Linked DNA regions of Homo sapiens: region 1 is linked to region 2. A link is a loop called in an ENCODE intact Hi-C map of the cell type or tissue named here. Cell type or tissue: endothelial cell of umbilical vein. All regions are shown on one strand. Links, peaks and the distances in the headings refer to the core of each region. The heading gives the core; the rest is flanking DNA. Region 1 has its middle 49 kb from the start of MAGI2. Region 2 has its middle 290 kb from the start of MAGI2.

Region 1 (5,387 bases), core at 122-5,121, 240 kb before region 2:
GCATTCTTGATTTGTAGGTTCCCACGAGAGCTGGTAATTAAAAAGAGCCTGACATCTCCCTCCTTTCTCTTGCTTGCTCTCTCATCATGTGATCTCTGCACACACCAGCTCCCTTCCCTTTCTTTTTTTTTTTCTTTTTTTTTTTTTTGGAGACGGAGTCTCGCTCTGTCGCCCAGGCCGGACTGCGGACTGCAGTGGCGCAATCTCGGCTCACTGCAAGCTCCGCTTCCCGGGTTCACGCCATTCTCCTGCCTCAGCCTCCCCAGTAGCTGGGACTACAGGCGCCCGCCACCGCGCCCGGCTAATTTTTTGTATTTTTGGTAGAGACGGGGTTTCACCTTGTTAGCCAGGATGGTCTCGATCTCCTGACCTCATGATCCACCCGCCTCGGCCTCCCAAAGTGCTGGGATTACAGGCGTGAGCCACCGCGCCCGGCCCTCCCTTTCTGCCCTGAGTGGAAGCAGCCTGAATTTCTCACCATAATCAGATGCTGTCACCATGTTTCTTGTACAGCCTGTAGAATCATGAGCCAAATATTTTTTCCTTATGAATTACCCATGTTCAGGTTTTCCTTTGTAGCAACACAAAAACTAAGACAATGCCCCAATTCTCCTGTCTTTTGCCAGTGGGGGCTCATTCAAATTGGTTTTGAGTCCTTTTATTAAACAATTTTATTGCACGCAAAAGAATGCTCACACGTTACCTGTCCAGTTTAATGAGCCTGGACAAATGTAAAAATCCATGTAACTACTACCCAAGGCAGGATACGGCACATTCCTACCACCCCATAGACTCCCTCTGCCTCCTTAGAATTAGTCTGTTTTTACTTCAACCCCAAACAACACTTAATCTAATTTATAACACTAAAAATTATTTTTTCAGTACTAGAAATTCACTTAAGTGGAATTTTGCAGTATGTATTATTTTGTGTCAGTCTTCTTTCATTCAGCAAAAAGTTTTGAGATTCATTCATATTCTTTTGTGTAGGTAGTTCATTCTGTATTTATTGCTGAGTATTGTTGCACTGTATAAATATATCAAAGTTGGCTTCACAGTCACATAGTCTTCCATGATTAGGCATGCTATCTCTACCAGGTCCTAGCTGTACACCAAGGGGTGTTCCCAAAAGGCCTATAATTCAATGCTTCATATCCCATGACCTTGCTACAGGACCCCTATGATCTGAGTTATAGTTCTCTGATTGGGAAAAGTCATGAACTCCACATCATGTATTTTCCCACCAGTGATAACCTCTAATATCATGACATCTGCAGAGAGGCTTACATCACAGCCTGAAACCTTTTTTAAATTAACTTTCTATTTTGAGGTAATTGTAAATTAACATGAAATTGTAATAAATAATAGACATAGATCCTGTATACCTTTTGTACAGTTTCCCTCATTGGTGAGCTATTGCAAAATTATGGTAAAATAGAAAAATGAGGATATTGACATAGATTCACTCAAGATCAAGTATGTTTCCATCACCACAAGGATCCCTCATGTTGCCCTTTTAAACTCACATCCACTTTACTTCCACCTCCATCTCCTCCTTAACTCTTGTTTTCCTTTTCTGTAATTATGACATTTAAGTAATAATGTGTAAATGGAAACAGATATTATATGTTTGGAATTGGCTTTTTTCACTCCTTGTAATTCTCTGGAGATTTATCCAGGTTGTTGCATGTATTGATAGTCTTTCTTTTTATTGCTGGGTAGTATTCTATGATCTGATTATACCACAGCGTGCTTAATTATTTTGGAGGATATCTGGGTTGTTTCCAGATTTTGCCTATTACAAATAAAGGTGCAATGAGCATTCATATAAAGGTTTTTGTGTCAACATGAGTTTTAATTTCTCTGTGATAAATGCCCAAGAATTCAATTGGTAAATCATATGGTAGTTGCATGTTCAGTTCTTTAAGAAACTGCCATACTGTTTTCCAGACTGGCTGTAAAACTTTATATCCCAGTCTCTCTACATAGTTGTCAGCATATGGTGTTGTCACTATTTTTTTATTTTAGCCATTCTGATTGATGTATAGTGATATTTAATTTTGATTTTAATTTGTATTTCCATAATGACTAATGATATTGTGCATCTTTTCCTGTGCTTGTTTGCCATCTGTTTATCCCACTCTGTGAAATATCTGCTCATATCATCTTTTAACATGTCTTGACTATTGTTCCAGTACTTTCTAAAATGTTTGAGTATTTTCCTTTTCCTAACATGCAGTTACCAAAGTAAATGACTGCAGGTCCTTTTAGGAAAAGACTGAGACTGGTGACCATTTATACTTGTCATTATGAGAATTTTCAGGAGTATCAGCCTAGATACACCCATGATGCCTCAAGGTCCCATTGTTTCCCCAAAATGGTCTGAACCTTGAAATAGCATATATTTGCCATAATTGGGAGTTCATCCTTTGCAGCTAGGCTAATCTGATAATTAAATCTTGACTTTGTCCTGTGTTCACTTCTGGAAGATGAGAGCCTTCTTGTATACCACTAGGAGGCACTAAGGCTTTCACAGTTAGTTTTTTAATTGCTAATTAATCACACTTGCCTATATATTATCTTACTCAGAGTGAGCTTAGTAAAAACCATTCAATTCCACTATTCTTATAATTGCAGTTTCTCTCCGTATTTCTCCAGCAGCTTTACACTGTGCCAGCTAAGGCATTCACATCCTTTGGTATGCCACCCCAGTACTCCACGATTGTTTCAACAACTGTGCTGCCCAGTTGTGAAAGGGATTATCTGTACTCCACTTACAGATTGCCATGTGGTGGGGAGCAAAGCAGCTTCAAATTCCCATCCAAGTATGGCTTTCTTGAGTTACTCCTGGTACTACCTGTGCCAGGTTAGATTCTTAGGGAATCAGAATCTGTGATGGAGATTAGTATACAGGTGGTTTATTTAGGTTTTGGGGGATCAACACCTCTGGAGCGGAAGGGAAAGAAGCAAGATTTTCCAGAAAGAGAACAAGAACTCAATCCAGTCTCAACAGAAGCCTCAGTTGATCTTCTGGGGAGATGTGAAGATGGATTGACCCTCCAGAGATACTCTGATTGAGGGAAGGGAGACAGGTCTTTCTATGCCGCTTTTACCTGGGAAGGAGATATAACCATGGGTGACCTAGTTCTCTTCAGCCACCTGATGGAACAGATACTTGAGGATTATCTGCCAGACTTGCTCTTAGCATTTCATTTAACAAGGTATCTAGGATATTATTTCATAGTATTATATATAGATATTTCCAATTCCATTGCAAAGTTGCATAGTACCCTATAATGTGCATATACCTAAGTTTATACAGTTCTACTCATATATATATGAGTAAGACTAAATAAAGTATCTCTCTCTCTCTCTATCTCTCTCTCAAGGGTCAAAGGTCATATATGTATATATGTTTGTATGGGCTGTTGATGACCCTAACTCCTGTGTTAGGAGCATCAACTATGTATCATGGTGTGTGTGTGTGTGTGTGTGTGTGTGTGTGTGTGTGTGTGTGTATATATATATATATATATATATATATATATATATATATACATCAACTACATATACCTGTATTTGACCTTTGAATCACACAGGGGTTAGGGGCATTGACACCCTATGCAGTTGAAAATTCACCTATAACTTTTGACTCCCCAAAAACATGACTACTAATAGCCTACTGTTGACTAGAAATTTTACAAATAACATAAACAGTCATTTCACACATATTTATATATTATTTTTATTATACACTATATTCTTAAAGTAAGCTAAAGGAAATATTATTGAAATCATAAAGAAGAGAAAATTTATTTACAATTCATGAAATAAAAGTAGACCATCATAAAGGTCTTCATCTTCATCATCTTCACATTGAGTAGACTGAGGAAGAGGAGAAGGGGGAGGAGGAGGCGGAGGGGTTGGTCTTTCTGTCTCAGGAGTGGCAGAGGCAGAAGAGGTGGAGGAGGTGGAAGGGAAAGCAGAAGAGGCAGGCATACTAGGTGTAACTTTTATTGAAAAAAATTGAGTGTAAGTAGGCCCATGCAGTTTACACCTGTGTTCATAGAAGTGGAATTGCTTGCTCAAAGGGTAAATATATATTCAATTTTGCTGAATATTTCTAATATCTGGTTCAAGGCATTTTACTATTTTACAGTTTGAATAGTGAGTAATGACAGTACCTGTTTATTCATAGTCTCATCAACACACTATATCGTTAAGCTTCTGGTTTTCCAATCTTGTATGTGAGAAACATATCAATGTAGCATTAATTTGCATTTCTCTTATTATGAATGATACTAAGCATATTTTCATATGGGTAGGAGTCATTGGCATTTTTAACTGTCTCTTCATTTTTCTAGCTCATTTTTCTATCACATTGTTGGCTCTTTTAATGTTTATTTTTATCATTTGGAAGTTCTTTATACATTGAGATAGTAACACTTTGTACCATTATAAATCTTTTTTTTTCAGTTTTTCATTGTCCTTTAACTTGGCTCATGGTATATTTTTCTATGTAAAGTTTTATCTTATTTTTGTGTAACCAAATGTGTCTGTCTTTTCTCATATTGCTTCTGGGTTTGGGGTTATGATTAGAAAATAATTCCTCACTTCTGGTTTATAGGATAATTCACACATGATTGTTTGTGAGTAGTCTGGCTCCATAGCAAAACCTGTGTGTAGGTCAGGTGCGGTGGCTCACACTGGTAATCTCAGCTACTCAGGAGGCTGAGGCAGGAGAATTGCTTGAACCCAGGAGGGGGAGGCTGCAGTGAGCTGAGATTACTCCAATGCACTCCAGCCTGTGTGAGCAGAGCAAGATTCCGTCTCAAAAAAACAAAAAACAAAACAAAACAAAAACCTTATGTGTGATATTTTGGTGAAAACATAGACAGTTACACAGCCTTTACCTGGCAGGCCTCATGGAGCAAAGCTGCCCCGCAGTCTGAGACTCTGTGCAGTCTGGAAGGAGTTGCAGTTAAGAACTCGGCACTCCTTCCCACCCCAAGGTTCTTAAGATTTCTGTATTTCTAACCCAAATGCCTCCACTTGGAGGTCTCCTTGTTGTGGGAGTGGGTGGCGGAACAGGCTTGGCTAAATGCTTTCTCAGAGGCCTTTGTCACCAACACCGCTTATCAGGAGGGCTTGAAGACACTTCTCTCCACTCTGACTCACCATTCAGTACTTTTCCACTTCTAGACCTTTCTTGTCTCCCTCTCCTGGCTCGCAGGGGTGTACAAAGGCAGGAGACTTTTGTTTTGGGCTCCCTGGGCAGTGTGAAGTTTCCCCCCATCTGCACTGATACATCTGACCTTTGCCCTGGGCCACTGCCAGGGAAAAATAAAACACTGGGGAGCTAGTGCTTTTGGTGCTTTTTTCCTGTTTAG
Region 2 (5,387 bases), core at 320-5,319:
TGAATTTTAAGAGAACCAGAGGCAGAATGAGAGACTATCCCTGAAAGCCCAGAAGAGGTAGATGTAGAACAAGAACATAAATTTTAAATGGAAAATGGTGATATTACTGACAATGGGTATATAAGTTAATAATGTAAACAGATTTAAAATGAATTAACAATTATTATCATGTAAATTCCTAGATGAGAAAATCTTCCTAACATGTATTATATAAAAATAGAACAATGTAATTGTAAAGGTCCTTGATGCCAATTTCAGAGATAAATTGTTGTACTGTTTCTTCATCTATCACCTGGCAGTTTTTATGTTTCTATGCAAAGAATATTTTAGTGTTTCTTAGAAGTGTTATTTATAAAGTTGAAAATCACATCTCAGAATTAAGAATAATCTTATCTTTTAAAAAATATCATTTAATTAATCAGCACTACCATCTGAATGTCTGCTGGATACTTAATCCTGTGTAACCAAGAGTTCCAAGTAATGGTACCTGACTTTGATCAACTTATTTTTTCATGATTCTTGATAGAGTTATCTTTAACTTAAATATTTCTGGCTATTAACAGTTAACCTAGTGTATCAGTCTGGATCCCAATAAGATGGTACATTCAAACAGAACTCAGAGAAGGCTTATTTAAAAGAACTAACTACAAAAGTAAAAGAGTAAGGGAATCAGCAGTTACCTGCAGCATAACAGTCCTTACGACTGAGAGGTGACAGAGTGCTGGCAGTCCTCACAGCCCTCGCTCCGTCTCGCGGCCTCCTCTGCCTGAGCTCCTACTTTGGCGGCACTTGAGAAGCCCTTCAGCCCACCGCTGCACTGTGGGAGCCCCTTTCTAGGCTGGCCAAGGCCAGAGCCGGCTCCCTCAGCTTGCAGGGAGGTGTGGAGGGAGAGGCGCTAGTGGGAACCGGGGCTGCGCGCAGCGCTTGCTGGCCAGCTGGAGTTCCGGGTGGGCGTGGGCTTGGCGGGCCCCGCACTCGGAGCAGCCGGCCGGCCTTGCCGGCCCCAGGCAATGAGGGGCTTAGCACCCGGGCAAGTGGCGGCGGAGGGTGTACTGGGTCCCCAAGAAGTGCCAGCCCACCGGCGCTGTGCTCGATTTCTCACCGGGGCCTTAGCTGCTTTCCCGCGGGGCAGGGCTCGGGACCTGCAGCCCACCATGCCTGAGCCTCCCACCGCCTCCATGGGCTCCTGTGCGGCCCAAGCCTCCCCGATGAGCGCTGCCCTCTGCCCCATGGCGCCCGGTCCCATCGACCACCCAAGGGCTGAGGAGTGCGGGCGCACGGCGCGGGACCGGCAGGCAGCTCCACCTGCAGCCCCGGTGCGGGATCCACTGGGTGAAGCCAGTTGGGCTGCTGAGTCTGGTGGGGCCTTGGAGAACCTTTATGTCTAGCTCAGGGATTGTAAATACACCAATCGGCACTCTGTATCTAGCTCAAGGTTTGTAAACACACCAATCAGCACCCTGTGTCTTGCTCAGGGTTTGTGAATGCACCAATCGACACTCTGTATCTAGCTACTCTGGTGGGGCCTTGGAGAACCTTTGTGTCAGCACTCTGTACCTAACTAATTTGGTGGGGAGGTGGAGAACCTTTGTGTCTAGTTCAGGGATTGTAAACGCACCAATCAGCGCCCTGTCAAAACAGACCACTGGGCTCTACCAATCCGCAGGACGTGGGTGGGGCCAGATAAGATAATAAAAGCAGGCTGCCCGAGCCAACAGTGGCAACCCGCTCGGGTCGCTTTTCAGATTGTGGAGGCTTTGTCGTTTTGCTCTTTGCAATAAATGTTGCTACTGCTCGCTCTTTGGGTCCACGCTGCTTTTACAAGCTGTAACTCTCACCGCGAAGGTCTGCCGCTTCACTCCTGAAGCCAGCGAGACCACAAGCTCACCGGGAGGACCGAACAACTCCAGACGCGCCACCTTAAGAGCTGTAACAGTCACCGTGGAGGTCCGCAGCTTCACTCCTGAGCCAGCGAGACCACAAACCCACCAGAAGGATGAAACTCCTAACACGTCCGAACATCAGAAGGAACAAATTCCAGACAAGCCACCTTAAAAGCTGTAGCACTCACCGCGAGGGTCTGCGGCTTAATTCTTGAAGTCAGTGAGACCAAGAACCCACCAATTCCGGACACACAACTGTTCTCTAGGCCAGAAAGAATAAGGAAGGAAGGTGTCTGAAGAACTTACAGAGGGAGAGTTGTGTAAAGCTGGCCATTTTGAAAGAGGTAGTGGCATTTGACTAAGGGACATGGCCAGCTCAGTGTGACCGTCAGCAGCAGAAATCAGGGAAATATATGTTGTCATCTCTTTCTCCCCTCTACCTTGGATCTTCTGTGTGGTTTGGCTGAAACCAATGGAAAGCAGATTTCTTATTTTTCAGCCTCTTGGTGTAGAAAGCAGAATGGAGAAGGGTACAAAGCAGAGAGTACAGCTCACCCATTTTGCCCCTTACCATCTACTCATATCTTTTGCCTGCTTGAGAACACTTCCCTATCATAGCAGATGCACAAAAAATCATCGTCTCATCAGCCTCACTGTAATTGTGGAGTCCTGGAATAACTCCAGTCATATTCCCACTTGAAACTTTAAGTTTCACTGGTACTTTTTGTAAGGTGGGGAGGGAAAAAAGAAGTGCTTTGAAAACATTAAACATAGCTGCTGCAGTCTCCACATGCTTTTCTGTTCACGAGGTACAATAAAATATTCATAAAATAAGGATGAAATAAGAAATGTTTTATATTTTAAGTTAACATTGTTTCTTCCATGTTACCTTAACAACTCTCCTTCTCAAACTGTTATTTCATAGACATTCTGAGAGCAAATTGATCAGGGGGCAGACTCATCTCCCTCTCCATTAGAAACCTGATTTTGTTTATTTGGAATATTATTCTTCCACTAAGACTGGTCCAAGTCTACCAATTGTGAGAAGATGAAGAACTTTTTTTTCAATTATATATAAACTTCAGTAATAACAGTACTCACATCACCATCTTGACTTCTGTACCCTACTCATGGAGAGAGTGGCAATATATATTGGTTGCAGCTTCAAAAGATGTACCAGATCTGGCAAATTTATGCCCAGCCTCATGGTGTATTGTCTCCTAGCTGAGATCATACGTGAGTAGACTATTTCATTGCTCTATCAAGATGGCTGCTTCTACATGATGAGTAATGATGAAAGACAAGTTTCTGTAGATGTGAGATTACTAACACACTTTCTTTGCCATGAACTGCGTCTCCAGGTGGAATACAATATTGTGTAAAATATCCAGGATAAGCATTTTGTCAAGTGACTAATTAACAGTGGTTCTTACGTAATCTTTTTTTGTAGGAAAGACAAATCTATACCTATGCTCCTGTATTTTCTTGATAGGACAAAAAGATTCTTCAATCTATGGAAGGGGTACAGTGAAATCAGTGGACCCCTAGGTTGGTTCACCTAGGAGATGATACAGTTCGGGAGATGACCACTGGCCTCTGGTGTTACATTTTGGACACAGCAGTAAAGGTAGCTGGATAAATAATTGTTTTATTTATCAATTGCTGTGTAACAAGTTACCCCGAAGTTTAGTGGCTACAACAATAATAAACATTTTGTATCTCTTTCCATTTTCATGGTTCAGAAATTCTGTCTCAGGGTCTCTAATGGAGTTGCCATCAAATGTTGGCCATTACTCCAATCACCTAAAGATTTGTTTGGAGATAGAGAATCCACTCCCAAGTTGGCTCACTCACATAGCTGTTGGCAGGAGCCTCATTTCTCCATGATTTTAGGGTGAGTTTAGGGTTGCTTTTAATTTAGGACTAGTTTCGCCTGACTAGAAAGACAGACCTTCTGTGGTCTTTACTGAATTTCCATGATGTCCAATGTGGCCTCTTTATTCTGGCTGTTCAGAATCTCAAGTTCTCTTAGCCCTGTGCATGATCAGGAACTTGTTCAGTGTATAGCCTCCTGGTAGTTCTTTACTCAGCATAGCAGAGAATCATTATACATGTGTCCTTTATTTTTTGTCAAGGGGAATCCCATGCAGGTTTCTGGAGCTCTTTTTTCATGTGGCTCCTCCTTTGCTGATATTATGCACCAGAAATTTCATCTCCTGCAGTCTCCCTGCACTCTAATCGTTTATGCCTCAACCCAGCAAGAGACGTATGCTCTACTTGGGTTTCTCCCAAACCCCAGCCCATTCTACTGTCCAAAAAGTTTCTCAAAAAACTAAGGCAAAGGGAAGATTAATTTCATTAGGTTTTTTCTCTCAAGGACTAGAGTCCTGGATTGCCCTTCTCCAATGTCTAAAGTGTGGTTTAATATATTTTGCCATTTTTATTTATTTATGTCAGCTGGCACATTTGATACTAGAAAATCCATCATAATCAAAACGGCATTAGAGATCTCATAGCTGTGTGGAACAAATTAGCACAATTTTCCTCTTTTTCTTAATAGTAGAAATTTTTATTTTATTTGAGATGTAATTGTTCCCATGGTATCTTTAAAATTCTATAAAATGACTTTTTTTCAAGGTAGTACTTTCAAAGCATTTCATTTTTTACTTACTTTTTAAAAATTATTCTATTTTACCTTGAGTCGCTTTGAATTATTTCATTTTCCCAGAAATTATTTCATGTTTGATGTTTTATTCAAATTTGTATGATTTTGAATAATATCCTTTGGGTTTTGTTAAAATTGTTTCTCTACTGTTTAGTATACACTATTTCTACTTTTGTGTATTGGCATTTTCTTATTTTTGTTAATTTGATTGACACCACTTAGCAGGGTGTCTCAAATTTCACTAAGGAAATTGAACAGTTTTTCACTTTTTAAACTATCTTTGTAGGTTAGCATCTGTAAATTTCTCCATTTGCCTATATTGTTACTACATTTGTTCTCTTTCTGTATGATTATTTGATTGTTGATTTCATATTTCCTTATACTAAATGTGAGTAAATTATTTTTGTTCTTTTTTTACCTATGAAACTTTTTTCCTGTCTAAAGATTCATCTATATTTTAGGCAAGTATTTATTGATAATATCAATTGTTTTTAGTTTTGTATTACTATATTTTTTATTATTACTTATTATTATTTTTCTTTAATACAGAGTCTTGCTCTGTCGCCCAGGCTCGCGTATAGTGACAAGATCATGGTTCACTGCAGCCTTGACCTCATGGGCTCAAGCAGTCCTTCTGCCTCAGCCTCACAAGTAACAAGGACTACAGGTACATGCCACCATGCTAACCTAATAATTTCTTATTTTTTCTGTTTATATGGAATTTCCCCATATTGCCCAGGCTGATCTCAAACTCCAGGGCTCAAGTGATTCACCCACCTCGGCCTCCCAAAGTGCTGGGATTACAGGTGTGAGCCACGAGGCCTGGACTGTTTTAATTT

What was found. Peaks named below come from ENCODE experiments on the same cell type or tissue, not always from the same donor. Only the 100,000 strongest peaks of a DNase experiment are listed, where the experiment ranks them.
Region 1: a loop joins it to region 2, with 24 times the contacts of the local background. A loop is called at or near these places in 4 of 110 quality-filtered maps.

The regions. Positions count from the first base shown.
Region 1 is chr7:79,499,837-79,505,223 of GRCh38, forward strand. No RefSeq gene overlaps it. Among named protein-coding and RNA genes, the nearest start is that of MAGI2, 49 kb to the left of the region's middle. In endothelial cell of umbilical vein, for the core only: a CTCF peak has its summit at 2,505 (motif pointing right); no DNase peak of the experiment used is centred there.
Region 2 is chr7:79,738,415-79,743,801 of GRCh38, forward strand. No RefSeq gene overlaps it. Among named protein-coding and RNA genes, the nearest start is that of MAGI2, 290 kb to the left of the region's middle. In endothelial cell of umbilical vein, for the core only: no CTCF peak of the experiment used is centred there; no DNase peak of the experiment used is centred there.